2 separate regions of the Homo sapiens genome follow, and region 2 is linked to region 1. Evidence: chromatin loops called from intact Hi-C (ENCODE). Cell type or tissue: spleen. All regions are shown on one strand. Links, peaks and the distances in the headings refer to the core of each region. The heading gives the core; the rest is flanking DNA.

Region 1 (15,084 bases), core at 3,265-11,264:
CTGGCTGAATGGGTGGCAGGAAGGCTCCTTCTGGGTACACTTTTGTGAGCCACAGAAATAGCCTCTGGCCAAGGCCAATGGGGAATTTGTCCTAAGTTTCTGAAGAGAGTGGGCTGTGCAGAGCCAGTGAGCAAAGCCTCTTGTATTGCACATAATTACATGTTTGTGGACTGCCAGAGAGAGGGGCATTGTTGTGAACTTTACTTGGGTGGCCTCATTGAGAAGGGATATTTGAGCAAAGACATGAAGATGCTAAAACATGAGGATACTTCAGGAAGGGCAGAGGGAACAACAGGCGCCAAGTCCCTGTAGTAGGAGCAGGGGTGCTGTGTTCTGGACCCTTTGCCTTCATCCAGGCCAGAGATGATGGTAGTAGCAGTGGGTAAGAGAGAAGAAGTGGTTAGCTTCTGCATCTATTTGGTAGGTACCTCCCTCTTTCCTCCTGTACCTTTCTTGGTTTTCTAGGAGTGACTTGTGAAGACACACTGAAGTGTTTCTACCTCTGTGCCGTTTTATAGACTGTAAGCCCCATGAGGGCAGAGAATGGGCCTTACCCTTACAGTGGGCTCAGGCACAGCTTATCCCTAGCACCTGGTTAAACATGTCTGTGTCCTGAGTCATCAGATTTCCTGGGGCTGAGCCTGGGTGTATTGCTCATGATGAGAAAAGCTTTCCTGTGGCTCGGACACTCCTGTCCCTCTTCTAAAGGAACTGTCCTGTGTATCCAATCAAAGGAGATGGGGCTTCATTGTCTTTTTTTTTTTTTTTTTTTGAGATGGAGTCTCACTCTGTCACCCAGGCTGGAGTGCAGTGGTGTGATCTCGGCTCACTGCAACCTCCGCCTCCTGGGTTCAAGGAATTCCCCTGCCTCAGCCTCCCGAGTAGCTGGGATTACAGGCACGCACCACCACATCAGGCTAATTTTTGTATTTTTAGTAGAGACGGGGTTTCATCATGTTGGCCAGGCTGGTCTCGAACTCCTGACCTCAAGTGATCCACCCACCTCAGCCTCCCAAAGTGTTGGAATTATAGGCATGAGCCACTGCGCCTGGCCAGGCTTCAGTGTCTTGAGTACCAGAGAGTCACAGTCCATCCATTCTTCCCGGCCCTGCTGTGAAGTGCTCAGGAGCTCAACAGTGGACAAGTTCCTGGGTTCTGTTTTGTCCCTGATAACGCCTGCCTGCTGGTTTCCTGGGGAAGTGACGGGGGCACATATGGCTGTGCCCAGCAGGTATCCCTGGCCCAAATCAGCTTGGCCTGTGCTCAGGCAGGGAGTGTTGGGCTCTGCATTGCTCACTCATTGATGTCAGGAGGGACCCACAGGAGTGTCTTGAGCTTGGTTGTGGAGTGTCCATCACCCACAATGTGCAGCCTTTGTTTAACCTGGGCCCTTCCCTGCAACACCTCTTGCCCTCTGACTTTTGCAGAAACTTGGGTGCAACTGATATTTACGATCCAGCAGGCTCTCGATGTTTGGGAGGGCTCTGTCCACTGGCCTTCCATAAGCCCCACAGTCTTGAATGCAAAATGTTGGTGTGGGCTTCTGGCTTTCTCTCGAATGGTGTTTTCTTGAGAGTTATATGTCTCCTGTGCTCTCATGCCACAAATTAACTGCCTTTTCACTTTTCCCACAGGTTTTATCTCTCTTTCTGTGTGGCAGGGTCTTACAGTGTAGTTGTTAAAAGTGTGTGAACTGGCCAGGCATGTAATCTCAGCACTTTGAGAGGCCATGGTGGGCAGCTTTCCTGAGGTCGGGAGTTCAAGACCAGCCTGGCCAACATGGCGAAACCCCATCTCTACTAAAAATACAAAAATTAGCCAGGTGTGGTGGTGCGCACCTGTAATCTCAGCTACTTGGGAGGCTGAGGCGGGAGAATTCCTTGAACCCAGGAGGTGGAGGTTGCAGTGAGCTGAGATTGTGCCACTGCACTCCAGCCTGGGCGACAGAGCGAGACTCCATCTCAAGAAAAAAAAAAAGTGTGTGAACTTTGGAACTGGACAGATTTGAGTGGGCATTGCGGCTTCTGCTCTTACTGGCTGTGTTATGTCTGGCAAAGTCCTCTGAGTGTCAGTTTACTCATCTGTAAAACGAAGACAATTGCAGTATCTACCTAGTAGCTTGGTTGTGAAGCCTCATTGAGGTAGTAACATAATGTCTGGACCCACAATAAATAAGAACTATTATTACACTTAATGAAAACCCTACTGGGTGTGGTGGCTCATGCCTGTAATCCCAGCAATTTGGGAGGCTGAGGAGGGCAGATTGCTTGAGCCCAGGAGTTTGAGACCAGCCTGGGCAACATGGTGAAACTCTATCTCTGCAAAAAAAAATACAAAAATTAGCCGGGCATGGTAGCATACACTTGTAGTCCCAGCTACTTGGGAGGCTGAGGTGGGAGGATTGCTTAAGCCTAGGAGGCAGAGGTTGCAATGAATGAAGATTGCTCCACTGCACTCCAGCCTGGGCAACAGAGTGAGACCCTGTCTCAAAAAAAAAAAAAAAAAAAAAAAAAGAGAACAAAAATTCCCCAAAAAAAGAAAAGAAAAAAGAAAACCCAAAGCTGCTTGTGGGGGCTTTCAGTGCTGGGCGCAGGCCAATGTCCCCAGCCAGCTCTGAGGCTTGTTCCTACTTCTACCAGCCTCTCAGCCCAGTCCACTTCAGGCCAGGGCAAAATACGAAAGCCCTGCTTGTTCTGGGTCTTCGGGGGAGTCTGTGAATAGCTGAATCCATGAATGATGCCTCTGCAGGTGCCAGGGACCCACGGCTCCACCCTCACCCAGTGCAAGTGCTGCCTGCCAGACCCTTGTCAGCGGTTACAACCTCCAACTGCCTCCCGCTGCCCGACTTTTATCAAAAGCTCAGTTGAGAGAAATAAAGTTCATGGGGGTTATTTAAAGGTCATGCATTCCATCCATTCTTCCAGATGGGACTTATCCCTGAACGAAGTCAGACTCTCACGAAGCTGAGTCGTTCTTGGAGCACAGTATTTAGTCTCCACACAATCTCTACTACGTCCCTCCCTTATGATGGAGACTTGAAGGAAATTGGCTGAAGGGGTCTGGCCATTATGTTTATTTTGGGATGTTGCTGCTTCAGCTAGTGTTCTCTGTAAGGCCTGTGAGTGGAATGAATATATTTTAGGCTCCAGTTTCCAGCAAAATTCTGCATCTTCAGAGGAATTAGGGGGCTTCTGACTTATGGGCAATGTGATTCATGAAACTAATCCCAATTCCCACTTTACTTGGGTTGCTGGGAAGCTCTGAGCCAAATTGGGCACTCATCCTTAAGAATCTTAGAGGCTCTAGTAGGCTGGGCACGGTGGCTCATGCGTATAATCTCAGCACTTTGGGAGGCCGAGGTGGGCGGATCACGAGGTCAGGAGATCGAGACCATCCTGGCTAACATGGTGAAACCCTGTCTCTACTAAAAAAATACAAAAAAATTAGCCAGGCATGGTGGCAGGTGCCTGTAGTCCCAGCTACTTGGAAGGCTGAGGCAGGAGAATGGTGTGAACCCAGGAGGCGGAGCTTGCAGTGAGCCGAGACCGTGCCACTGCACTCCAGCCTGGGCGACAGAGCGAGACTCTGTCTCAAAAAAAAAAAAGGAATCTTAGAGGTTCTCTTGGGCTGTTTTTAAAGGAGATGATTACTTTCCAGGTGCTGGTTTCTAACAGATGAGATTATAATTATTATTTTGTATGTATCTTGTCAATTGCTTCAGGGCTTTAGTGGGACCGGAGTGGGAGTAAGTAAATAAAATCATCCTCATCCTGAAAACAAAAGAGGAATGAAGAATTGGTCTGGGTGAGTGAGAGAAGGAGGAGGCAGCCAAGGGGAGAGATGGTGTAGGGCCTGGTGGTGACAGGACAAGTGTCCCTTTCTAGGCCACTGTGGTGATGCTGAAGGGTCTGGCTTCACTGACCCAGGGGGTGTGAAAAGAGGATTTTCCATGAATTTGAAAAGAGAACCGCAGTCATTGCTCAATTTGCACTTCTCCCCATGGCCCCCAGGCTTTGGGGGGTATTTTTGTAATGTTGTGAAACATTGAAACTTGCAGTGTCTCCTTTCTCTTCCTCTTCTCTCCCAACTCAGTCACTCCTACCCATTTCTTTTTTTTTTTTTTAAACCATGTTTTGCTCCTTCCCTTCATGTGGCCACTGGTGCAGGGGTTTGAGATGGGCTGCCCACTGTGACTGCTCCTCCATCTCTGGGCAAGACAGGAGTCTCTCTGGACCGAGGCCCACAATTTGCTGCTGGAACAAACAGAAGAGGGTCAAGCAGTTCAGATCCTCAACGAAAGAGTAGCAATAGAGCAGCAAATACTACTTGAAAACTCTACTGTGTGCCACTTAGGAACCATTATTATTGCCATTTAATTTTACTTATTTAAGTTTGTCCTGTGCTTCAGCTCATGGTACATGTTCATTATTTGTTTGTACAAGGCCCCTGCATCTATTTGTTTGTTTGTTTGAGACAGGGTCCTGCTCTGTCACCCAGGCTGGAGTGCAGTGGTGTGATCATAGCTCACTGCAGCCTTGAACTCCTGGGCTCAAGCTATCCTTCTACCTCAGCCTCCCATAGCTGGGACTACAGGAGCATGACACCATGCCTGGCTAATTTTTAAATATTTTTGTAGAGATGGGGTCTCACTATGTTACCCAAGCTGGTCTCTAACTCCTGAGCTCAAGTGGTCCTCCTTCCTCAGTCTCCCAAAATGCTGGAATGACAGGCATGAGCTACCACATCTGGCCCATTTGTCTGCTTATCCACTTACTTTGCCCAGAGTTTCTCATTGGCCGCACTATTGACATATCAAGTCAGATCATTCCTTTTATGCAGGCTGTCCTGTACATTGTAGGATGTTTGGCAGCATCCTTGGCCTCTCTACTACATGCCAATATTACCCACCCCCACACCTCCACTGTAACAACCAAAAATGTCTCTGGATATTGCCAAATGTCCCCTGGGGAAAGGGAGCAGAATCATCTCAGGCTGAGAACCACTATCCCCTTGTCCCCTTCCTCACTCCCCTCCTCTCCCAATAGAAGCCTCTCTGATGCATCTGCTGTGTGTCCTCCTGTTTGCACACATCCTTGCAGCTCTGTTCACTGCCCCATTCATATCCTTTGCCCACTTTTCTATTGGAGTTGCCATCTTCTTTGGATCTGCAAAGAGCAGTCCTTGTGTTTTCTTTTCTTTTCTTTTTTTGAGATGGAGTCTCACTCTGTCACCCAGGCTGGAGTGCAGTGGTGTGATCTCGGCTCATTGCAACCTCCACCCACTGGGTTCAAGCAATTCTCATGCCTCAGCCTCCTGAGTAGCTGGGATTACAGGCTCCCGCCACCACACCTGGCTAATTTATATATTTTTAGTAGAGACGGGGTTTCTCCATGTTAGTCAGGCTGGTCTTGAATTCCTGACCTCAGGTGATCCACCCACCTCGGCCTCCCAAAGTGCTTGGATTACAGGGCATGAGCCACCGTACCTGGCCAGTCCTTGTGTTTTCTAAATATGAGTCCCACATTGGTGTGGCCTGTGTTTTCTTCTCCTTTTCTGTCATCAGTCTGCTAACTCTTGCCTTACAGATGAGGAAGCAGAAGTTCACAGCCATAGCTGCCCATGCTCACACAGCTAGTAAGTGGTGAGCCAGGTCCAGGCCTCTGTCTCCAGAGCCCAGGCTCTTGACCCCTGGGCTACAGCAGTGTCCCTTCCATTCAAATATGACTTCGCAGGCAGGCAGGCAAGGTCAGGCCCTGAGGCCCGGGCAGGGAAGGGAGGTGGCTCACTCCAGGTCATGCAGCTCGACAGCAGCATCACCCAGGTCACCCTGATGTGATGCCAAGTGTCTTGGGAACTGGATTTAATGTGTTTTTTTTTTTCTTTTTTTTTTTTGGTTGAGGAATGACCAAGTGATTTCGCTTAAATGTCCAACAGGAGGCTGTGGCTCTGGTGAGAAGAAGAGGTGGGGATCTGAGGGTGTCTGTGCGAGGAGGCTCCTCTGTTGGCTCTGCATGGTGCTCACAGACACATGGTTGGGCAGATTTCTGGATCTGGATTTTCTGGCCTGGATCTCTGTGCCCTGGACCCTGGCAGAAGAGTGCTTCTCTCCCGGCCCAGGGGATGATGGATGGAGAGGAGCCAGGTTTTGTTCCCTAAATGCCATTCACATGACTCTCTGACCTCAGGGTCCTTCCCCTTTCTCTTGTCTTTTTCTCCTTCACTGCATTCTGCCCTGCTTTGGTTTCCCTTCTCTATTTTCCTTTTTTCAATCTACACAAAGCCCTTGGAGGGCTGGGGCTGACCTGGGGCCTCTTGGCTCTGGCTGAGGTTGGTTTCCAGTTCCTGGACGGTAGCCCTGGGGCTGTCTGACTTCAAGGGCCATAATGAGACTTGGGAGGTGGGAGGTTTGGGAGGAAGCAAGCCGGCCAATGAGCCAGTGCCTGGAGGCTGGTCCTCTCCTGCATCCTCAGGGCAGGACCTCTGAGCCACCAAAGCCCGAGGACAAATACCTAGTTCAGGCCACAGCCACTCCCTACCCATCCCTGACAGACATGCCTAGTTCATCCCAGATCTCTTCCTACCAGCCTCAAGATCCTTCTCAGCGGAGAATGTGGGACGGAAATGTATCACCTCTGGCTTATAGCTTCATCTTTACTTCCTGGAAGCCTTTCCCACCGTGGTTCTCAACCCTGACCGCTTAGCAGAATCACCTGGGTAACTTTCCAAACAGACTGATTTCCAGGCCCCAACCCACGATTCAGATTTCATGGGTCTGGAGTGTGGCTGGGGATTGAGATGTTGTAAAATCTCCCTGGGTGATTCTGCTATGTGGCCAGGACTGAGAGCTACTGTTTCACTGAGGCCAGAGTGTTGCAGAAAGAGCACAGAAGGCAGGTGGGGGACTGAGTTCGTGTCTGGACAACCCTCAGGTGGCAGCATGTCTCTCAGCAAAGCCCCTTCCCTCTCCAGGCACTGGGCAGGAGCACCCTAAGGAGAAGTGACAGATTTGTGGAGTTTTAGACTCAGAAAGGGCCAGGAAACCAACCAAGCTACCCCTCATCCTGCAAAACAGAAGACTGGAGGGGGTGGAGTAGTCAGGGTCTCACAGGGCACTGGCAGGGTTGGGGGTGTGGGAAGCCAGGCTAGGCTTTGGGCTGCCTCCTCCCACTGGCTGGGCCCCTCAGTGAGTCCTCTTTAGTTTAGAATGTTGGGAACATGATGTCTCCCCACTGTTTACTCGAAAAGGAGCCTGTTCTCTCAGTGCCTGGTAGTGGGGAAGCAATGGCTAGAGTTAGAGGGTATTGGTCTCAGCCAAACTTGGCAAGAGGACTTTTGCAGTGCCGCTGACTGTCTGCAGCTGTTTTATAGGCCCTGTGGCTCAAAAGGGGAAGTGTGGCTGCATTTAGAAAGTTGTCCACAAGGAGGAATGGTGGGGGTGTGGGAGTGAGGGTGGGGCTGACAAGGGTGGCCAGGCTGGGGAGCTAGAGGAGGAGGAGGAGGGACACAGGCAGGACCTGTGGACAGGGGTTTGATTTGGGGCCCACATGTTGTCACTGTGGAAACTCTTGGGTTTGAGGGGATGGAGATAGGGGAGTGTGAAAGGGAGGCAGACAGACAAGAAAGGGGGAGGTGGGGAGGGAAAAGAGCTCCCAGCTGGGAAGCCTGGCCTTTCTTAGGTTGGAAGCAAACATGAAGTGTGCTGGGAGCATGCCCAGCCATGCCCTGAAGGCCCAGGAAGGGGTTTCCTCTAAAGGGGTGCAGGGAGATGGTGAGAGGTGCTGGAAACGTGGAGGTTTTCTCAACATAGTCCAGCCCACAGAAGGGGATGTGAGAGGAGGAACTCTTCCTTCCCCCAAGCTATACAGAAATATATCTGATATCTGAGTCCATTTAGGCTACGATAACAAAATATCATGGACTGGATGGCTTATAAACAGCAGACATTTAATATCATAGACTGGATGGCTTGTAAACTGCAGACATTTGTTTCTCACAGTTCTGGAGGCTGGAAGTCCAAGATCACGGGGCCGGCAGATTCAGTGTCTGGTGAGGGCGATCTCCTCATAAATGGTGACTTCTTACTCTAACCTCACATGGCAGAAGGGGTTAGGGGTCTGTCTCAGGGCATAATATAAGGGCACTAATCCTATTCATGAGGGCTCCACCCCCAGGACCTAATCACCTCCCAAAGGCCCGACTCCTACCTTCATCACTTTAGGGGTGAAGATTTCAACATATTAATTTGGGGGGGACATAAACATCTGGACAGCCTGAATGAAATGCACCATCCCTATGGCCAGGAATGCACCCAACCCTTCCCAGGGCTGACCTGGGGCTCAGGTCTCCATGGTAGCAACAGGAAGATTGCTACACAAGGCTCCTAGCCCAGGGGTTGGAGGCTGGAAGACCTCAGAGAGCCTGACTGAAGATCCCCATGCCTCAGGCTCCTGTTCCTGTTAATGACAGGGAGATGTACCTCCCCTGCCCTATCACAAGTGCCCTGCCCCAAGCATCAGGGAGAAACATTGAGCTCCTGCTGATCGTGGGTCACACTCCCACTGCTTCCCTCAGGCCTACTGCTCTCCCTCAGTCACTGGCACCTGCAGGGTGCTGCTCTCTGCTGCCCCCCATGCCCTAGCCTTGTCCCTACTGTATATGTGGGGATAGAGTGATGGGGTGGCGGAGGTGGGGGGTGGTGGTACCATAACTTCAATCCAGAGCTTTCCTACAGAAGATCCTGCCTTCACCAGAAAAGTGCTTTAGCAAAGCTCCTCTTCCCAAAGTAGCCCCACCCAAAAGGACCATGAGAAGAAGACCTTATCCTAACTTTGATCGTATTACACTGGCCATAGAAAGCTCCACCACCTTTGGTGATAGATTCAGCAGCCAGAGAGATCTACTCTGAGGGTGGGAGTTAAAGCAAAGAGGGGAGGTTTGCATTGGTTCTGACTCTGTGGTTGAGCATCTGATGTCAGAAGCATGACTCCCAAAGAGCCTGCTCAGTGTACCCTGGGGAACAAGGTAACTCAACTCAACCCAATCCAACTCAACCCAATTCAACTCAACCCAACCCAACTCAATTCAACCCCACTCAACCCAACTCAACTAAACTCAATTAAACTCAACAAAACTCCCATTCATTCACTCCGTGATTTAACTATTATGTACTAGTCACCAACAATGTGTCAACCGCTGTGCTAAGTGCTGGGGATGCGGAAGAGAGCAAACAAGACACAGCCCTGCCCTCATGGAGCTTCGAGTCTGGTAGAGGCACTTAAGGGCATATCACGGGTCTGTGTCTCTATTAAGCTCATGAGGATGGCCGTGGGAGGGTAGGGAGAGGAAAGGCCCTTACCTCTGTGGTCTTGCTGGAGAGACTATATTCATATACACAAAACACTCAGAGAATGAGGCAAAGTTTAATAAGTCCATTGTTGACTCTGGTAACCACTAGGTGGGCCTGACCACTAACTAACCTTGAAAAAAAAAAAAAAATTGGCCAGGCATGGTGGCTCACGCTTGTAATCCCAGCACTTTGGGAGGCCAAGGCAGGCAGATCACTTGAGGTCAGGAGTTCAAGACCAGCCTGCCCAACATGGTGAAACCACGCCTCTACTAAAAATACAAAAAATTAGCCAGGTGTGGTGGCGCGCGCCTGTAATCCCAGTTACTCGTGAGGCTGAGGCAGGAGAATAGCTTGAACCCAGGAGGCAAAGGTTGCAGTGAGCCGAGGTTGTGCCACTGCTCTCCAGCCTGGGTGACAGAGTGAGACCGTGTCTTAAAAAAAAAAACACCCCAAAACAAAAACAAAAAAAATTAGTTCTGACATGAGTGTGTTGGACTGGAAAATCCATGTGGACTCTGCCGTCTTTCTTGGTTTCTTCTTCCATTTGGCTATCTACCCCCTTCCCTTCCTCCTTCCACCTCACTTAGAGCTAGAAACCTTCCATGGCAAATGATTGGATTCTAGGTTTGGTTAAATGCCTACCATTTACAAAGTACATTGCTAGCTGCAGTAGGATTCAGAGGTAAACAACACTGGCTTTCCCCTTAAGGACGCTGGGCCTGACTTGGGTTCACAAATTGCTATGACAGAAGACAGTGAAAGATGCATGCATCTTTGGACTGCATTTTACCAGTTCAAATATTTTATTTTTAATAATATGTAATAAAATATAAGGTATAACAGGGAAATGAAATGCACAGATCTTAAGCGTGCGGTTCCAAGTATTTTGAGTGTGAGTGTGACTGTGTGTTGCAGGGGGAAGGTAACAGAAGAGTTGAGTCCCTTCACTGGGTATGGCATTTGGAATATCAGTGCTATCATGTTTTGGCATGTCTGCTGCCTGCCGTTTTGTTTTTTAAATTGCCAACTTCAGAAAGTTTATAAGACTAAGGAATTCCTGTATACCCTTTCCCCAGATTCACCAATTATTTACATTTATGAAATCATTTGAGAAAAATTTAGAGAAATCTTGCCCCTTTACCCTTAAATACTTCAGTTTATATTTCAAGGACATTCTTTTACGTAGTCTGGCTTCCTCTTAGCTGAGCCTTGGGCATTTCATTTTCAGACAGTATTGGGTCATTCTATATCTTAAGTAAAGCTGATTTAATGGGAGAGAGAGCTGGATTGGTTTTCTGCTTGATGCTGTGCTGGTGGCCTGGCTGTTGGGGGCTGCCTAGGTCACAGGGTCCCCCAGGGAAAATCTGTTGACTTCCGCAGCTATGCTTGAGTCTGCTTGTTACTGGACAGCTGGTCTGTCCCCTTAGAGGCTTGGCTGAACTCTGTGCTCTCCTTCCCTCTACTTTGTTCTCGAGTTTTCTGCACATTCTTCCACCCACAGATGTGAATGTCGTGTGATGTTGGCTTTCCAGTGTCTTGCATGGCGTGGTAGCAGCAGAAATGAGCTTGGCTGGGCACCCTCTCTGGGCCTTGGAGGCAAGCCTGGGCTCCTCTGAAAATACAGGCAGCTTCCTTTCCCTGACTTGCCTGGAGGAGCCAGGCCCTGTGGTGCGGTCTGGCTCTGAGGCCTGTGGTCCTGCTTGGGACTGGCAGTCTTAGGCTGAGGGAACATTTTCCAGAGTATAGCCGAGGGACAGAATGTCTCAGTAAGACGGGCTCGGAGGGGAAGTGTTTTGGAAAGGCCTCTGCTTGCTCTGGGAGGCGTTCAGGATGCTGAGGTTTTGGAAATCTATGGCGGCTCTTCACAACTGCTCCCAGCTTTGGGAGGAGGAATAGACGGGTGCTCGTTTCCTCGGGTTCAGTGGCAAAGGTGAAGACCAGCACTGCCGACCTGGGACCTGGGCCTCTCCCGGGCCTGGGGAGGACACTGGACTTTGAAGGGGAATGCAGCCTAGAAGGCCTGGACCCTGGAGTCAGGAGATGCTGCTCCCATCCAGTAAGCCCTGGCTGGAGCTCTTCTGGGCACCAACCCTGGCATAAAACCAGTGGGGCCTCTGGGCCTGCACTCAACAGTGCCTCTGATGGAGCAGGTAGGAGAACCCCCCGCAAATCCACCAGGCAGAACAGAACACGCTGGAGGCATTTAACCAGGCAGGCACGTCTCCTGCAAGGAGAGGCCAGGGAAGGGAGAGTTCAGATGCCCCCAGCTGCCAGGGGATGCTTAGCGGAGGAAGTGAGGCCTGAGCCCCCCTTTCTAGCACCCTCTCCCTTCTTCTGTTCTGCTTTTGTATACAACCAGCATGCCGAGGGTCCAGTTCCAGCTCTGTTCTGTGATCTTGGACAAGTCCGTTTATCTCCTTGGGCCCATTTCCCGCCTGTGAAATGGGACGTGGAGCACTGGAGCCACCTTCCCGGGACAGTGCTGAGTGGTCACCAAATGTTGGTGGGCTTCAGAGGTGCTTGGAGAGCTTAGGCAGATGCCTGGGAAGTTGGGAGCCTGAATTCCCGGTGGTGAGGCCCAGGCGTGTGTAGGCATTGCTTTCAACCAGCTCTCCTGGTGGTCCTTGGAGCGGAGCTGGGTTACTGTGGAGGCACCACATCCCCCGCCCCTAACTTAACTGCAGGCTCCTTGGACCCAGACTCGGGCCTTTATTCCTGGATGCATTTTTCCCGGTGTCCGGGAGGGCCTGGTACAGGTGGGGGCACCCGGGCCTGGCCACTGGGCCGTCCACCGGCCCCTCCCACCCGGGAGTCGTGCCACAGCCCGGGCAGCCTGGACGCAACCCCCCTCCTTCCCTACGAGCCAGCTTCAATGCCCCGCATTACCATTTCCATGGCGCCCTCCTCCAGGGCCCCATGGAAATCACGAGGCTTTCTGAGGAGTCGTGCAGACTTCAGAAAAGACCCTGGGCCCCCTGCCCACCCCGGCTCCCTGGCCGCTGTAATCCCGCGCGGGGCGCGAGAGACAGAGCTCCCAGTCTCCTCGCGGCCCGGCCGGGCGCTCATTCTCCCACAGAGCTGACGTTTCTCTGCGGCCCAGCTGGCTGCAGTTTTTAGAAATAACAATATCCCCGGGGGGAGGAGCGGCGGGGTGAATGGGCGCCTTTGTCCCGGGCCCTGTGAAGCCCGATTAATTATGCGCGGCGGAGCGCGGGGAGCTCGGCCGCCGGGGCCCCCCCTGGGTGGCTGAAAGGCCCGGGCTTGGGAGCGCGGCCGCCGGCTCCGCGCCGCCGCACAAAGGGCCGCGAATTAGAGAAGCGGCAATTACCCCGCATTTTGTATGTGCCCTTGTCTCGCTGACACTGTGGACGGCCCCTCCCCGGGCGGCTGCACTTTGAGGATTTTCAGGCCCTTTCTTGGTTACCAGGGGCGACTGGGCAGAGGGCTGGGGGCTTGGGGAGAGGGGGAAGTGCCAAGGGCCGAGTGGGATCGTGTGCAGTGGGGGGCGTCCCGGGGTGGGGGGCAGGGAGCGGCGTGTGGGTATCGCCCCTGGGGACCTCGGCCTCAAGTCTAATGCTCTCTCCAAAGCCGGAGCCCTTTCAGCATGCAGATTCCAGGGCCTCACCACAGAGGACTCCCTGACTCGGGGATTCTGGGGCGCCCAGAAAACTGCATTTTACCAGTCCAAATATTTTTAATAATATATAATAAAATATAAGATATAGCGGGGAAATGAAATACACAGATTTTAGGTGTTCAATTCCATGTCACCCACATCTCATCAAGATATAGAACAATTCCATCACTCCAGAAAGTACCATGGGTCCTCTTTCCAGTTTCTCCACCCCACTGCTCATCCCCCCAGGTAACTACTGCTCTGATTTCTAGCACTATTCCTAAAGTTTCATCAGTTTTTGGACTCCATAATAAATGGAGCCATACAGTATACATTTGTTTTGTTTCTGACTGTTCTCATTTGGAATCATGTTTTTGAAATCTATTCCTGTTGTGTGTATTAATAGTTTAGTTTCTTTCTTTTGATTAAACAGTTTTTTTTGATCCATTCACCTGTTGATGGACAGACACCTGGACTGTTTCTAATTTTTGGCTGTTATAAATAAAGCTGCTATGATCATTTTGTACGAGACTTTTTTTTGTGAACACGTGTTTTTGTCTTTTGGGTAAATGTCTAGGAGTGGAATTGCTGGGTCATAGAGAAGGTATTTGGCTTTACTAGATTCTAAAGTGGCTATATGATTTTGTATCCACACCAGCAATATATGAGGGTTCCAGTTGTTCTACCTTTTCGTCAGCACTTGATATTGTCAGTCTTTGTGATTTTAGCATTCTAGTGAGTGTGAGGTGGTATCTCGCTGTAGTTTTCTGGGTGGGTGATTTTAATGCATGAGTTCCAAGGAGTACACTTGGAGAAAACTCCTGTCTAGTCCAATCCTTGCATTTGCCTGCAAGGTCCAGCAGAGGAAATGTCCTCCCTGAGGCCCACAGCTGGTTGAGCAGAGGCAGGATCAGGACACAGGACTCCCATCCCAAGCTAAAGCTCTCTTCTTGGTATCATGCTACCCCTTTGGCCCACACCTCCTGAGCCTGTGTGTATGAAGCATGGATCGTGCTCTGCCTAGGACCATTCAAAGTGGACCTGGCAGGGCACTTCTGAAGAGTCCCCACCTGCCACCCAAGCAGCAGCATCCATGGGACTCAGGTTGAGAGACTGGGCTTGGCCAGGTACATATGGTGTGTATGCGAACATAGGAACAGGGGTAGGAAGCTGCTGGCTAGCTACTCTTGACTCTAACTCCCAGGACACAGACCTGGCTTTACTGCTCTCCACCATCTTACCATACATTTGAAGAGCCAGCCTATGTGAAAGCCTAAACCCTGAGAGTTCCTCTGCTTCAGGTACTCATGGGGGGCTTTGCATATTTTCTGATCCAACACACAGGAGATGCTGGGTGGATGGGAATAAGTAAGCAGGAGTCCTGGGGCTTCCAAAGTCTTCCTTTGCCTGTAAGCATTGTCCTACATGTGCTTTTTTTTTTTTTGAGATGGAGTCTCACCCTGTCGCCCAGGCTGGAGTGCAATGGTGCGATCTCAGCTCACTGCAACCTCCGCCTCTCAGGTTAAAGCAATTCTCCTACCTCAGCCTCCTGAGTAGCTAGGATTACAGGCGCGCACCACCACACTCAGCTAATTTTTTGTGTTTTTAGTAGAGACGGGGTTTCGCCATGTTGGCCAGGCTGGTCTGGAACTCCTGACCTTGTGATCAGCCTGCCTCAGCCTCCCAAAGTGCTGGGATTACAGGCATGAGTCACCGCACCCAACCTCTACATGTGCTTTTTAAGACCCTCCAGAACCTGGCCTGACCTATCCCAGTTGCCTTGTTTCCGCCTGCCTTCACCTTGCACGTGGTGCTCCAGCAATAGTAGACACTGGTCTATTGTTGTTCCCCTACCCCCTCCCATCCCCATCAACACAGGCAGTGGGGATTGTGTTTTCCAAAGATGACTGCACCACAATATATCTCCCAACCCAAAGGCTCTTGCAGTGTGACTGACACTCCTCCCACTGAGAGGAAGGGGGTCTCTGTTTCCTCTCATCAAATTGGGATAGGGGCTTGAGACCGGTCTGACCAACAGACTATGGCAAAAGGGATGATTTTTGATGCTAAGTCATATAAAAGCTAGAACTTCCACCTAGCTCGCTCTCTCTTCTTTGGGATG
Region 2 (15,084 bases), core at 2,439-10,438, 120 kb after region 1:
ATTTGCTTGTCTGTAAAGTATTTTATTTCTCCTTCACTTATGAAGCTTAGTTTGGCTGGATATGAAATTCTGGGTTGAAAATTCTTTTCTTTAAGAATGTTGAATATTGGCCCCCACTCTCTTCTGGCTTGTAGGGTTTCTGCTGAGAGATCCGCTGTTAGTCTGATGGGCTTCCCTTTGAGGGTAACCCGACCTTTCTCTCTGGCTGCCCTTAACATTTTTTCCTTCATTTCAAATTTGGTGAATCTGACAATTATGTGTCTTGGAGTTGCTCTTCTCGAGGAGTATCTTTGTGGCGTTCTCTGTATTTCCTGAATCTCAACGTTGGCCTGCCTTGCTAGATTGGGGAAATTCTCCTGGATAATATCCTGCAGAGTGTTTTCCAACTTGGTTCCATTCTCCCCATCACTTTCAGGTACACCAATCAGATGTAGATTTGGTCTTTTCACATAGTCCCATATTTGTTGGAGGCTTTGCTCATTTCTTTTTATTCTGTTTTCTCTAAACTTTCCTTCTTACTTCTTTTCATTCATTTCATCTTCCATTGCTGATACCCTTTCTTCCAGTTGATCACATCGGCTCCTGAGGCTTCTGCATTCTTCATGTAGTTTTCGAGCCTTGGTTTTCAGCTCCATCAGCTCCTTTAAGCACTTCTCTGTATTGGTTATTCTAGTTATACATTCTTCTAAATTTTTTTCAAAGTTTTCACCTTCTTTGCCTTTGGTTTGAATGTCCTCCCATAGCTCAGAGTAATTTGATCGTCTGAAGCCTTCTTCTCTCAGCTCATCAAAGTCATTCTCCATCCAGCTTTGTTCCGTTGCTGGTGAGGAGCTGCGTTCCTTTGGAGGAGGAGAGGCGCTCTGATTTTTAGAGTTTCCGGTTTTTCTGTTCTGTTTCTTCCCCATCTTTTTGGTTTTATCTACTTTTGGTCTTTGATGATGGTGATGTACAGATGGGTTTTTGGTGTGGATGTCCTTTCTGTTTGTTAGTTTTCCTTCTAACAGACAGGACCCTCAGCTGCAGGTCTGTTGGAGTACCCTGCAGTGTGAGGTGTCAGTGTGCCCCTGCGGGAGGGTGCCTCCCAGTTAGGCTGCTCGGGGGTCCGGGGTCAGGGACCCACTTGAGGAGGCAGTCTGCCCGTTCTCAGATCTCCAGCTGCATACTGGGAGAGCCACTGCTCTCTTCAAAGCTGTCAGACAGGGACATTTAAGTCTGCAGAGGTTACTGCTGTCTTTTTGTTTGTCTGTGCCCTGCCCCCAGAGGTGGAGCCTACAGACGCAGGCAGGCCTCCTTGAGCTGTGGTGGGCTCCACCCAGTTCGAGCTTCCCGGCTGCTTTGTTTACCTAAGCAAGCCCGGGCAATGGTGGGCACCCCTCCCCCAGCCTCGCTGCGGCCTTGCAGTTTGATCTCAGACTGCTGTGCTAGCAATCAGTGAGACTCTGTGGGCGTACGACCCTCTGAGCCAGGTGCAGGATATAATCTCGTGGTGCGCCGTTTTTTAAGCCGGTCTGAAAAGCGCAATATTCGGGTGGGAGTGACCCGATTTTCCAGGTGCGTCCGTCACCCCTTTCTTTGACTCGGAAAGGGAACTCCCTGACCCCTTGCGCTTCCCGAGTGAGGCAATGCCTCGCCCTGCTTCGGCTCGCGCACGGTGCGCACACCGACTGACTTGCGCCCACTGTCTGGCACTCCCTAGTGAGATGAACCCGGTACCTCAGATGGAAATGCAGAAATCACCGTCTTCTGCGTCGCTCACGCTGGGAGCTGTAGACCGGAGCTGTTCCTATTCGGCCATCTTGGCTCCTCCCCGCAAATATTTCAAAGCATAGAACAATTAACGATGTATACACCCAAAATATTACCAGGAATTATCTCTAAGTGGCAAGATTATTATAATTTTTAATTCCTTCTTTGTGTTTTCTGTATATAAAATAGTTTAAAATATATATATAAATTGAGAAACTAATTCTAAAACTCATATGGAAGTGCAAAGAAATGAATAATCACAACAACTTTTGAAGAAGCATAAAGTTGAAAGACAAACACCATCTGATTTTAACACTTATTATAAAGTGCAGTAATCAAGACAGTGTGATATTGGTATAAAGACAGACAAACAGATCAATGGAACAGAATTGAAAGTCCAGAAATAGACCCATATTTAAATGGACAAGTGATTTCTAACAAAGGCATAAAGGCAATGCAGTACAAGAAAGGATAGTCTTGGCCAGTCGCAGTGGCTCACACCTGTAATCCCAGCACTTTGGGAGGCTGAGCCAGGAGGACTGCTTGAGCTCAGGAGTTCAAGACCAGCCTGGGTAACATGGGGAAACCCAGTCTCCACAAAAATACAAAAATTAGCCGGGTGTGCTGGTACATGCCTATAGTCCCAGCTACTTGGAAGGCTGAGGTGGATCACTTGAGCCTGGGAGGTCAAGGCTGCAGTGAGCCATGTTTGTGCTACTGCACTCCAGCCTCCAGCCTGAGTGACAAAGCAAGACACTGCCTCGAAAAACAAAACAAAACAAAAATGATAGTCTTTTTCAACAAATGGTACTGGAACATATCCATAAGCAGAAAAGTAAACTATACTTTGCACCATACGTAAAATATAACTTCAAGTGGACTCTAGACCTAAATGTAAAATCTAAAACTGTGAAACATCTAGAAGAAAGCCTTTTTGACCATGGAGTAGGCAAAAATTTCTTAGATATAACACCAAAAGCATGATCCATAATGAAACAAATTGGTAGGTTGTCCAACACAGTGAAACCCCATCTGTACTAAAAATACAAAATTAGCCAGACATGGTGGCACATGCCTGTAATCCCAGCTACTTGGGAGGCTGAAGCACGAGAATCACTTGAAACCGGGAGGCAGAGGCTGCAGTGAGCCAAGATCATGCCACTGCACTCCTGCCAGGGCAACAAGAGCAAAACTCCGTCTCAAAACAAACAAACAAAAAAACTTAATAATGCCAGGTGCAGTAGCTCACACCTGTAATCCCAGAAATTTCCGAGGCCAAGGCAGGATGATCCTTTGAAGCCAGAAGTTTGAGACCAGCCTGGGCAACATAGCAAGACCCCATCTCTACAAAAAATTAAAAAGTAAATTAAAAATTAGCTGGGCATAGTGGTATGTACCTGTAGTCCCAGCTAATTGGGAGGCTGAGATGGGAGGATCACTTAAATCCAGGAGGTCAAGACCAACTTGGGCAACATACCAAGACCCCTTCTCTACAAACATTTTTAAAAAATTAGCTGAGTGTGGTGGTGCATGCTGGTAGCCCTAGCTACTAGGAAGGCTAAGGCAGGGGGATCGCTTCAGCCCAGGAGTTTGAGACTGCAGTGGGCCATGATCTTGCCACTGCATTCCAGCATAGGTGACAGAAAGAGACCCTGTCTCTAAAATTTTTTTTTAATTTAATAAGAAGAAAGCAGCCTAAAAAAATGGATACAAGATCTCTCATTCCACTAACTATTAGAATAGCTAAAATAAAAAAGACTGACTATACGAAGTGCTGGCAGGGATGTGGAGGAACTGGAATTTTCATACACAGCTAATGAGAACTTAAATGGTACAACCACCAAACACTTAGGAAAACATTTGGACAATTTCTTAAAAAGTTAAACATACGCATACTGTGGCCTGGTGCGGTGGCTCACACCTGTAATCCCAATACTCTGGGAGGCTGAGCCAGGCAGATCACCTGAGGTTGGGAGTTCAAGACCAGCCTGACCACCATGGAGAAACCCCATCTCTACTAAAAATACAAAATTAGCCGGGCGTGGTGGCACATGCCTGTAATCCAGCTACTCAGGAGGCTGAGTCAGGAGAATTGCTTGAATCCGGGAGGAGGTTGCGGTGAGCCAAGATCATGCCATTGTACTCCAGCCTGGGCAGCAAGAGTGAAACTCCATCTCAAAAAAAAAAAATAAATGTTAAACATACACAATTGTGCAATCCAGCCATTCCACTCCTAGGTATTTGTCCAGAGCAATAAAAGTGTCCATACAAAGACTTATTCATCAATGCTCATACCAGCTTTATTTGTAATAGCCTAAAACTGGAAACGACCAAAATGTCCATTAACAGATGAATGGATAAACAAACTGTGTTATATCTATACAATGGAATATTACTCAGCATTGTAAAGAATGAAGTATTGATACATACTGCAACAGGGATGATTCTCAAAATAATAATGCTGAAAGAAAGAAGCTAGGCAAAAAAGAATACCTGCTGTTTGAGTCCATTTATATAAAACTCTAAAAAATGCAAACTATAGTGACAAAAAGCAGATCAGTGATTTCCTGGGGATGGGGGGAATGGGAAAGAGGTAGAAGGAAGGATTGCATAGGAGGAAACTTTTCGGGTGATGAAAAATTCATTTACTTGATTGTGGTGATGGTTTCAAGGGTGTATAAACATGTCAAAACTTATCACATTAGGTACACTTGAAATATGTGCAGTTTATCATAAGTCAAGTATACCTCAATAAAGCTGTTAAAAAATAACTGATTGCTTTTGTAAGGCAGAAATATGAGACTAAGGATATTGTATTACATCATGCATTGTAATATTTCATTACTGTGTGGCCCTGCTTAATTATTCATATACTAGTTAGAAAATTTTGTGATGTACAGATTATGGGTGTACCCTTGATAGCTGCCTGAGTTTGATTTTGTGGTCAGTTCTATAAAATTTTGTATATCAGTTCCATGGCCAGGAACATAATCCTTTATTAATATATTGTTTCTGTGGGAAATCAGAATTGGCTTATGTGATATTTACATAGTTCCCTCCTTCTGCCCTGGGCCTCCTCTTCTCAAATCCATCTCACACACTGTTGCCAGGCCTACCTTTCTTTTTTTTTTTTTTTTTTTTTTTTTGAGACACAGTCTCGCTCTCTCTCCCAGTCTGGAGTGCAGTGGTGCGATCTTGGCTCACTGCAAGCTCCGCCTCCTGGGTTCATGCCATTCTCCTGCCTCAGCCTCTCAAGTAGCTGGGACTATAGGCACCCGCCACCACGCCCGGCTAATTTTTTGTGTTTTTAGTAGAGATGGCGTTTCACCATGTTAGCCCAGATGGTCTCGATCTCCTGACCTCATGATCCACCTGCCTCGGCCTCCCAAAGTGCTGGGATTACAGGCATGAGCCACCATGCCCGGCCCAGACCTACCTTTTTTAAAGAAATCAGACCAAGTGGTGTGGCTCATACCTGTAATCCCAGCACTTTGGGAGGCCAAGGTGGGAGGATCACTCGAGACTAGGAGTTCAAGAGCAGCCTGGGCAACATAGCGAGCCCTGTCTCTACAAACATTTTTAAAAATTAGCTGGGTATGGTGGTGTATGCCTATAGCCCCAGCTACTTGAGAGGCTAAGGTAGGAGGATCGCTTGAGGCCAGGAGGTAGAGGCTGCAGTGAGCTATGATTGGGGAACTCACTCCGGCCTGGGTGACAGAGTGAGACTCCATCTCAAAAAAAGAAAAAAATCAGATTGCGTTCCTTCCTCATCAAGCCCCTGAGTGGTTCCAAATGATAAAGTCTAAACTCTGTAACAGGACATTCAAGCTCCCTCACAACCACCCCATCTCCCTCACGGTCCTGTCTCCCAGGACCCTGTCCCCCTCTTTATGACTCTGGACCTTTCACCAGGTGCTTACATCATTTCAAGCTTTTGCTCAAACTGCCCAACTGTCAAGTACCTGCTCCCCTTTCACATTACTTGTGCATCTGGGAAATTCTCCTACCCTTCAAGACTAATTTCAAATATCACCCCCTATTGGAAGGCTTCCCAGATTTCTCCCAGACAGAGTTAATTAATCACCATTTTCACTGCACTCCCATGACGCCTTGCACATGCCCATACTAGTGCACTTATTCCATTGTATTGTAGTAATTAAGGTGCAACTACATTAGGTTTAATGCTCCGCTGCTGTAACAAGAAAATCCCCAAATACCAGTGGTCTAACCAAGTTCATTTCTCTCTCGCATCCAAGTCCTAACTGGCATGCTTGTTCAGCTCTACAATGTTGTTGAGATCCAAGCTCCTTCCACAGTCAAGCGTGCCTCTCCAACAGTCCACCTTCCAGCCATCAGGACAGGGGAAGGGGACAGCGTCTCCTGCCTTTTTATGGCATGATCTAGACTTGTACCAGCACTTGATTCACATCCCATTGGCTAGAACTTAGTTACAGCCACATATAACTGCAAAGGAGACAGGAGAATGCATTTTATCCAGGGGTCCATGCGTTTCACTAAAAGTCAGATGCTGGACTATTATGAGAGGCAAGGGAAAAGTGAATCTTGGGGTACATTATCAGTCTCTGCCACAGTTCACCAATTTAGCCACCCAGGTATCACTTTTATTTTCACATACAAAAGACAAACGCTACCTTTGGAGGAAAACCATCTCAAGTCCCACACTGTCCTGTGCCCCACACCTCAGTCAGGCCCGGACGTGGCTACCTGTGGCCTGGAGACCAGAACACTGAAAGACACGTCATCTGCCCCCACCCTCCCCTAACACATAATGATGGAATATCGTGGGATGGAATGATGGAACAGGAACCACATACCACAATTAAAAAACATCTCTTTCGGAAAATCAAACAATGGGAACTGCACAGATGGCCCCAGTCTATAGCAATTACCAAATAATGCCAGTCAGAAATTATAAAGACTCTTTGCTCTTCCATTTTCTGGAAGTCACTCCCTTGTCCAGTGTTTTCTTTGGCCCCTGGTTTTGCCCTCTGGGGGGGGCTCTCATTGGGTTATCATCCTACATCTGAAGTGGGCATTGGAGAACATACTTCTTTCAGGCTTCCGAACTATTTGCTTCTAGTCAGTTCCATGTGCAGGTAACTCCAGCCAAAGGTCTTGTCTTGACAGAGTTTGCCAGCCTGAAAACTCTGGTTCTGTTTTTACTGGCATCTGTGCTCTCCCCAGACCCCTCTCTCAGCTGAATGGCTGTTATCTTCAGGCCATCTGAGACAATAGGCTTGGGTGGAAAGGGAACACCCTTAATCTGATCTTGGCTGCCGGCTTACTCCCATTGTCTGGTAGAGAATTCTTAACTGGTAAAGCCTGAGAATGGCTCAGGGCCATCATCTTACCTCCCACTACGGCTGTCTCCGCAGCACCAACTTAGGTCGCTGCTTCCATTTGGGATCTAGAAGGCGCTTGGGTCTCCTAACTCTTCAAAGCTCCAAATTCTGAGACTCCCAGTCAACTTAGATGACAGGCAGCAGGCAGTGGGTTCTCTTGGCCAAACTATATTCCCTTCCCTCTCTTCTTGCAGACTCGCCAGGTTTAACCCCACTGCATTCACCTCTCTTTTCCAGGAATTTGCTGAAAGCAGCAAGTCGTCGATACTCACTGATTCTCAAGTTGTCCTAGAGTTACAGGCTCAGAGATCATGTGGTCTCCCTGCCAAAGGACCACAGATGACAGTTTTCCTGAGTCTTTTGCCAGAGCACAATGAGGGTCACCCACTTGCCAGTCTGCAATATTGATGTCTTCTCCACCTGACTTTTGTAAGCCAAAAATATCTGAGACAGGTCTCAATCCATCTAAAAGGTTTATTTTGCCAAAGTTAAGGATGCACCCATGACACAGCCTCAGGAGTTCCTGACAATATGTACCCAAGGTGGTCGTGGCACAGCTCGCTTTTACATATTTTAGGGAGACATAAGACATCCATCGATATCTGTAATGTGTACATTGGTTTGGTCTGGAAAGGCGGGTCAATTTGAGGTGGAGGGGCTTCTACGTCATAGGTAGATTTAAAGATTTTCTGATTGACAATTGGTTGAAAGAGTTATCAATAGAAAGGAATGTCTGGGTTTCAATAAGGGGTTGTGGAAACCAAGGTTTTACCATGCAGGTGAAGCCTCCCCACAGCTTCACCACAGGCTTCGGAGAGAATAGATTGTAAATGTTTCTTATCAAACTTGAAGAGTCTGTCCTAGCAGTAATTCCAAAAGAGAGGAGGTTAATGAGACACATCTGGCTTCTCCTTCCCCTCATGGCCTGAACTAGCTTTTCAGGTGAGCTTTGGAATGCCCTTGGCTGAGAGTAGGGGTCTATGCAGCTGGTTGAGGGGCCTTAGAATTTTATTTTTCCTGTGCACTACGAAGCCAGTGTCATGTCTATGAGACTCTTTTATGACAGTACTCTCCTTTCAGATATACTGAATTAGTTATGGAATAGATTTTGGCAGCTATAACTAGAAGACCACACATGAGAGCAGCTTAAACAAGAGAGAATTTTATTTCTCTGCCATGAGAGAGCTGAGCTGGTGTGATGGTTCTGCTGTACAAAGTCATCAGGGCTCTGAGCTTCTTTTGTCTTGAACCTCCACCATCCAGAATGTTGTCCTCAGCCACAGGGTCCAACATGATTGACCCCCAAATTCCCATTCCAGTGAACAGGAAGGGCGGAAGATGCAGGGCAATGTGCAATTTAATAGTTGTATACATTCCTTCTGTTCACCTCTGCTATGGTCCGAATGTGTCCCCCAAAATTAATGTGTTGAAACTTAATTGCCAGTGTGATTGTATTAAAAGTGAAGCCTTTGGGAGGTGATTAAGTCATAAGGGCAGAGCCCTCATGAATGGGCTTAGTGACTGACATGGTTTGGATATTTTGTTTCCTCCAAATCTCATGTTGAAATGAGACCTCCACTGTTGGGGTGGGCCTAATAAGAGGTGTTTGAGTCATGGGGGCAGATCCCTCATGAATGGCTTGATACCCTCCCTATGCTAATGAGTAAGTTCTTACTCCGTTAAGTTCATGTGAGAGCTGATTGTTTTTGTTGTTGTTGTTGTTGAGACGGAGTCTCGCTCTGTCACCCAGGCTGGAGTGCAGTGGTGCGATCTCGGCTCACTGCAAGCTCCGCCTCCCGGGTTCACGCCATTCTCCTGCCTCAGCCTACCTGAGTAGCTGGGACTACAGGTGCCCGCCACGGTGCCCGGCTAATTTTTTGTATTTTTTTAGTAGAGACGGGGTGAGTGCTCATTCTTTAAAGAAGCCTAGCACGTCCTCCTCTCTCTTGCTCCCTGTCTTTTCATGGGACACACTGGCTCCCCCTTTTCCTTCCCGTAAGCTTTCTGACTGTAAGCTATCTGAGGCTTCGCCAGAAGCTGAACAGATGCTGGTGCCATGCCTGTACAGCCTGCAGAACTGTGAGCCAAATAAACCTCTTTTCTTTATAAATTACACAGCCTCAGGTATTCCTTTATAGCAACACAAATGGACTAATACAGTGACCTTATAAAAGAGGTTGAAGGGAGCACCCTAGTCCCTTTCTTTTGCCCTTCCACTGTCTGAGGACACAGCAAGAAGGTGTCATCTTAAGAGTAGAAAGTGGCTGGGCACAGCGGCTCATGCCTGTAATCCTAGAACTCTGGGAGTCCAAGGCAGGCAGATCACCTGAGGTCAGGAGTTCAAGACCAGCCTGGCCAACATGGAGAAACCCCGTCTCTACTAAAAATACAAAAATTAGCCAGGCATAATGGTGGGTGCCTGTAATCCAGCTACTTGGGAGGCTGAGGCAGGAGAATCACTTGAACCTGGGAGGTGAGGTTGCAGTGAGCCAAGATCGCACCACTGCACTCCAGCCTGGGCAACAAAGCGAGACTCTATCTATCATCTCAAAAAAAAAAAAAAAAAAAAAAAAAGCAGAGAGCAGCCCTTACCAGACACTGCATCTGCCAGTGGGACTTCCTGGCCTCCAGAACTGTAAGAAATTACATTTCTATTGTTTATAAATTACCCAGACTTAGGTGTTTTGTTATAGCAACTGGAACAGACTAAGACAACCTCCCTCTGGCTAAAACATGGTCATAGGGCTACTCTTAGTTGCAAAGGAGACCATGAAATGTAGTCCTTATTCTGGGCTGCCATGTGCCCAGCTAAAAACGTGGGGATTCTAGCAAATGAGAAACAGGGGTGTAGGGAGATAATCAGTCATGCCTGCTACAGTCTGTCTCCTCTTGAAAGAACTCTTTGAGGGGCGAGGACCACATCTTACCATCTTTACAGGCCCAGCCAAGTGCCCAGAAGCATAAGTGACCACATATGTTCAAGTTCCATTTTCTCAGACTATGACTCAATTCCATCATAATGGGCATTTATAGTGCAACTTGTGTCTAAAGCACCCTTTATCTATTTAACTAAGGTGCCTCTAGCTTTCATGTCTTCAACTTCTCCGGTTTTGTGGAATCACCTTCCATTTTCCAAAATCCCTGAGGGTTCTTTGGGGTGAGCGTTTCAATTCAATGGGCTCTCCAAGGTCACTTTGCTCCTTGTTGTGGCTGTCAGCCTGTGCCTGCTATCCGCTCTCTGAACCGCCTCTCTCTAAGCTGACGCCCATCTCTCTTTCATCCCTTCCAATGAACCACATACCCAAGGCTCTTGTGTGTGGCCAACGTTTGGTCAAGTTCGGGAGGAATGGGGGGTGATTATAGCACAAGGTCAAAAACAACTTCAAGAACACATATCACATCTTCAAAACATGTTGGTCACTCCCCAGCACAGGGAATCTCTTCCTGGCATTGCTTCTTGGCCGGTCCTTACTCTGCCCCACACCACATTCTCTAAGCCTCCCTCTCTCTCCTGATGCCAGGTATCTCTCTGTTCTCATCCATTTCTTGTGCCTTGACCGCGTTCCTGAGCGGCCCTCACAGCATCAGCATTAGCATTCCTTTCGCTTTATTACGCAGATCTGTTCAGTTCTTGCTTCATCTCAGCCGTACATATTCAGGGGCCCTCAGTTTTCTAAACCCTTGACCCATCACTGTGTTTCTGTAGGCAGAAGGCTAACAAGCCCTGAGATGAATGATGCTCTTCCCAAGGAAGGCAGAGGAGGCGACAGTCCATTTGCGTTCTCTCCTCTGCAAGTACAGGATCTCGTTTGATTCTCAAAACCACCCTAGAGGAGACAGGAGGCACCTGAGGCCCAGAGACGTGAAGCCACCTGTCCAAGGCCATACAGCAGGTAAGAGGCAGGGTCGGGCCCCACACTGTGCTCCAGTGCCCCTGTTCTCAAGAGGAGCAACCCGCATTATCTTGTGTCATCTCTGAGTGCTCTGTGACACGAGACTTATTTTCTCTTTCCCACTCCTAACCAGGCTGGTCCCATGACAGCCACATGCAGGGCCCACCTGCCCTGCCAACACCGTGCTCAGGGCAAACACAGCTCTAGGGACACTCTCCTTGGATGCATCCTACTTAACAGTCCCCTGAACGCACCCACATGGACTCCAGCCTCAGATTCCCAAATGTCCTGCCCCCACCCACTTGCAGGGCCAGGTCAGTCCCCACTAGAGGGTGGGAGGGGAGGTGGTAGTGGGGAGGAGGGAAGGGGAGAGGCTGGGTAAAGGGCTGGAATTGAATAGCTGCTTTCTTCTCAGAGGCTTCCCCCACCTCCAAGTGGTCATTGATTAACCCTCTAGACCAGATAAACCCTCCATGGGAGGAAAAAAATGTGTGTTTATCTTGGGTCATAAAACATCAATATTGACTTCTCACCGGTAAAGCCCCAGGGGAAGAGGAGGTGGGGGCTGTGGGAGCAAGCCAGCCTGGGACACACTTGCCTGACACCCAGAGGCCAGCACACACATTCTCCTTCCCTATCGAGAAGAAGCCAGATTCCCACCCCACCTCCACCTCAAAGGCATGCCCTGAGCCAGAGGCCTGGTCTCGCTGGGCCTCTTCTCTGCAACCCGCAGCTGCATGGAGCCCCTTCCCCTTCCTGCATTGCCCCTCTGCCCTGCTCCCTGCAGATAACAGAGTTATACCGGACCCAGGTCAGGAATCAGACTGCCCCTGCTCTGCTGTTTCCCAGCTCCAGGACTTGGACAAGTGGCCCGATTTATGCCTCAGTTTCCTCGTTTATGAAATGGCCATAGTAATAGCACCCTGCTCTCATCACTGTTTAGGATGATCAAACAGGATCACGTACGCATATAACAAGCACTAGAGCTGGTCCTGCTGTAAACAGCATCACTCACTCTCTCTCCTCTCCTCCTGCCTCTTGATACACAGCCCTTTGTGGACCTTCCTCCTTGCTCTTGGCTGAGGCCTCCCTGATGGGGTGGACAAGACCATATTCACACAGGGCCAGAAACCAGAGGTGGTCATGGTCCCGCCAGGACTGGGGGATCTCTCATCCCTCTTCCCTCTGGCCTAGAATGAATCAGCTCTCCTGACACCCTCTTGGGCTGGCATTTTCCATCAGAGGGCCTGAGGAGGGTGTCTGTGGCCATGTGCTGCTCCGGGTGGGGACTCCGGGTCTAAGCATGCAGCTCCACACAGCTCAGGGACCCTCACACCTTCATTCTGGGGTCTTCTCTCTGTCCTCCATCTCCTTCCTTTTTGGGGTAAAGGTGTTTCTCCCCCTCCTCCCTGTCCTTCTGAGGGTAGGAATGAGGATGTTCTCCATGCAGAATCTCCAGCCACCCTGGCCTGGGCACTTTCTACCACATTTAATCCTGGACTTGGGGAGCAGTGGGGGAGGCATTTGGGGCTCCTTGATCCTTACTCAAGGCCGGCGCCCTCCATTCCCCTGGCCCCAGGTGAGCCCCACCTGATGCCCTGGGAGGCCCAGGCCCCAGACCCATGTGCCCTCCATCCACTGGGAGGCCCAGGCCCCAGACCCATGTGCCCTCCATCCAGCTGGACAGCGGGGCCCTGTCCCTGGGTACCTGGTCAATAATTAACACTGAGCAAACTCGGGCCATGGCCAGGCCTCCCAGGAGGATCAAGATGAGACAAAAGCCCTCCTGTCTGGCTGTGCTGCCATCTTGGTGGAGGGTTACTGGCCCCTCAGTCACCCCAGAGTGACAAACAGCCCCATCTCCATCAGGGAACTAGAGCAGCTGCTACCCAGCAAGGCACTGGTGACACTAGGCCCTAGAGGAGGACAAACAAGGGTGGGCAGGCAGTCACATGCCTGTTTCTTAGCTCCAGCTTCATGTTTGTGAGTAAGCCTAAGACAGAGGCTGGTGAGCTGAGGGTCCACTGTGGGGCTCCTCAAGCTAGGGTGCTTTTGTAACTTGGCTCATGGGGGGTGGTCAAACCAGAGACCTGCCCGCATCCCTTTGAGACCAGCTCTCAGCTCCCTCTTCCTTCTTCCCACTCTCCTACCCTTCCTTCCTTACTTTGAGTGTCTTCTGTATGCAAAGCTTAGTGTCCTTTCATCTCTCCCCATCCCCCAAACTTTCCACGCCTTGGTGCCTTTGCTTACAGTGTTCTCATAATCTTGGAAACCTGTCCTTTTTCTCCATCTGAGAATCTCCTTCCTCCTCCAAGAAGTCCACTTTGAGCCCTCCCTGATCCCATCCTCTTGGCACCTCCCACATGGACGCTTCTCTGCAGCTTCGCATCTCATTGAGCACTTGCGCTGCCTCACCAGCTGCATGGGAAGCTCCTTGTGGGCTGGGAGCCTCAACTCCCTACCCCTATCATGCTCAAGGGGCCATGTTAGTAGGTTTATCAGCAATGCCACCCTCAGCCACAAATTAGGCAAGAAGTTATATAATACATTCTTACAGAACAGCAACTCAGGAGACAACTTCTACACTGGTCAGAAAATTCCAGATACAAAGCAGTTCCCAAAGTCAGCCTTGCCAGCCCAGCTTCCCTCCAACTGGCTGCCCAAGATGTCTGAGAACTCATCATCATCCCTTCCTCTCCCCGCCCACCACTCCCCCACACCAGCATGCCCCCAGGTTTTGGACGTTTCTGACTGCCTCCTGATCCAGCCTTAAGTGCATTCCCCACAGCCTCCCAGCCCTTCCTCCCTGTGGCAGCCCCACACTCACTGCCAGAGCGCCCTGGGCATTCTTTCCCCAGCAGTGACAGAGCGGCTGCCAGTGACGGCCTCTTCTTGCCGGGCTGCCCTGGTCCCCCCCTTCTCAGACACACGTTCATCTCTTCCCTTGGCTCACACTTCCTCCCTCTCAGCCTTCTCGGCATCAACCCACCTGTCTCTGCCCAGGTGTGCTTTGAAACAAAAGTTCACAGTCAACATAAACTCACTACCATCTATGCTACACTGACCACCTAAAAGTTCAAGCAGAACCAGAAGCTCTTTCCAAGGAAGGCATCCCATCCCTAGGAAGACTAAGGGTGACAAGTTGGCTTTTTATTTCAGGCTGAAATCGAACTGAGATGTAGGGACCCACACAACCTCCCACCCACCCCAGCTGAGGGGAGGAAATGAGTGACAACTTGGGGGCAGGTAGTATCGGAGTTCAGGTGTCCCAGGGGAACAGACACCTCTGTGCTACCAGACAGCCCTTCTCTCAAATATTCTGCTCTGTTGTCTCATAAATATCCTCATTCTTACCAAAGCAATGACACCAGTTTAGAGTCTACAAATGATGGCAGCTGTCCTTAGGGAGTGCAGGACCTGGGGAGAAGGGCAGGCTGGGAGCCACAGGTCCTGGGCTGGGCGACAGCCTCTCTGGATCAGCCACCACTCACACCAGCCAGACCCTTTCCTTCCCTCTGCCCCTAGGACTCTACCCTAGAAACTATGGAAGTTTCCCTCCTGAGCGCTCCAGCCCTCACCAGCTCCTTCAGAGAGGGGCCTGCGGTGGACATCCTGTTTCCACGCCCCACTACCCCCACCAGCCACCCCCAACTCAGTGCCCTACCTAGGCCAGCTCTGCCATCACCAGCCCACACAGATCTGTCCACTGGCAAGGGGGACACTCCCCTCCTTTGTGACAAGTGTGGAACCCAGCCCCAAGAAGAAGTGGGGAGAGAAGGGGAACCAGCAGGGCCGGGAGGCCCAGTGGGAGTCCCCTGGGCCCCTCAGGTTTCCCTCTTGACGCAAGATGGGAGATTGAGAGGTGCTAGGCATGTTCCCCAAGAGCTGTTGTAATTTATTTTGTCATTCATTAGTAAGCCCCCTTGCCATAGCAAAGATTCCTAGGAGCTGGGCTCATGGCTTATGCCTGTAATGCTAATACTTTGGGAGTCTGAGGCAAGAGGATCGTTTGAGCCTAGGAGTTCAAGACCAGCCTGGGCAACATGGTAAGACCCCGTTTCTTTCTTTCCTTCCTTCCTTTC

What was found. Peaks named below come from ENCODE experiments on the same cell type or tissue, not always from the same donor. Only the 100,000 strongest peaks of a DNase experiment are listed, where the experiment ranks them.
Region 2: a loop joins it to region 1, with 2.4 times the contacts of the local background. A loop is called at or near these places in 10 of 110 quality-filtered maps.

The regions. Positions count from the first base shown.
Region 1 is chr2:43,098,447-43,113,530 of GRCh38, reverse strand. It overlaps LOC107985876, which reads left to right and starts at 11,086. Exons shown (of 3, transcript XM_047446566.1): 1 at 11,086-11,496. It overlaps LINC02580 (long intergenic non-protein coding RNA 2580), which reads left to right and starts at 11,086. Exons shown (of 2, transcript NR_151714.1): 1 at 11,086-11,496. RefSeq lists a silencer at 7,243-7,292 and an enhancer at 12,033-12,704. In spleen, for the core only: a CTCF peak has its summit at 7,396; DNase peaks (open chromatin) are centred at 3,957, 5,640, 6,350, 7,400 and 3 weaker places; H3K4me3 peaks cover 3,190 bases; H3K27ac peaks cover 6,334 bases.
Region 2 is chr2:42,976,201-42,991,284 of GRCh38, reverse strand. No RefSeq gene overlaps it. Among named protein-coding and RNA genes, the nearest start is that of LINC01819, 56 kb to the left of the region's middle. RefSeq lists an enhancer at 920-1,472 and a cis regulatory region at 1,766-1,939. In spleen, for the core only: no CTCF peak of the experiment used is centred there; no DNase peak of the experiment used is centred there.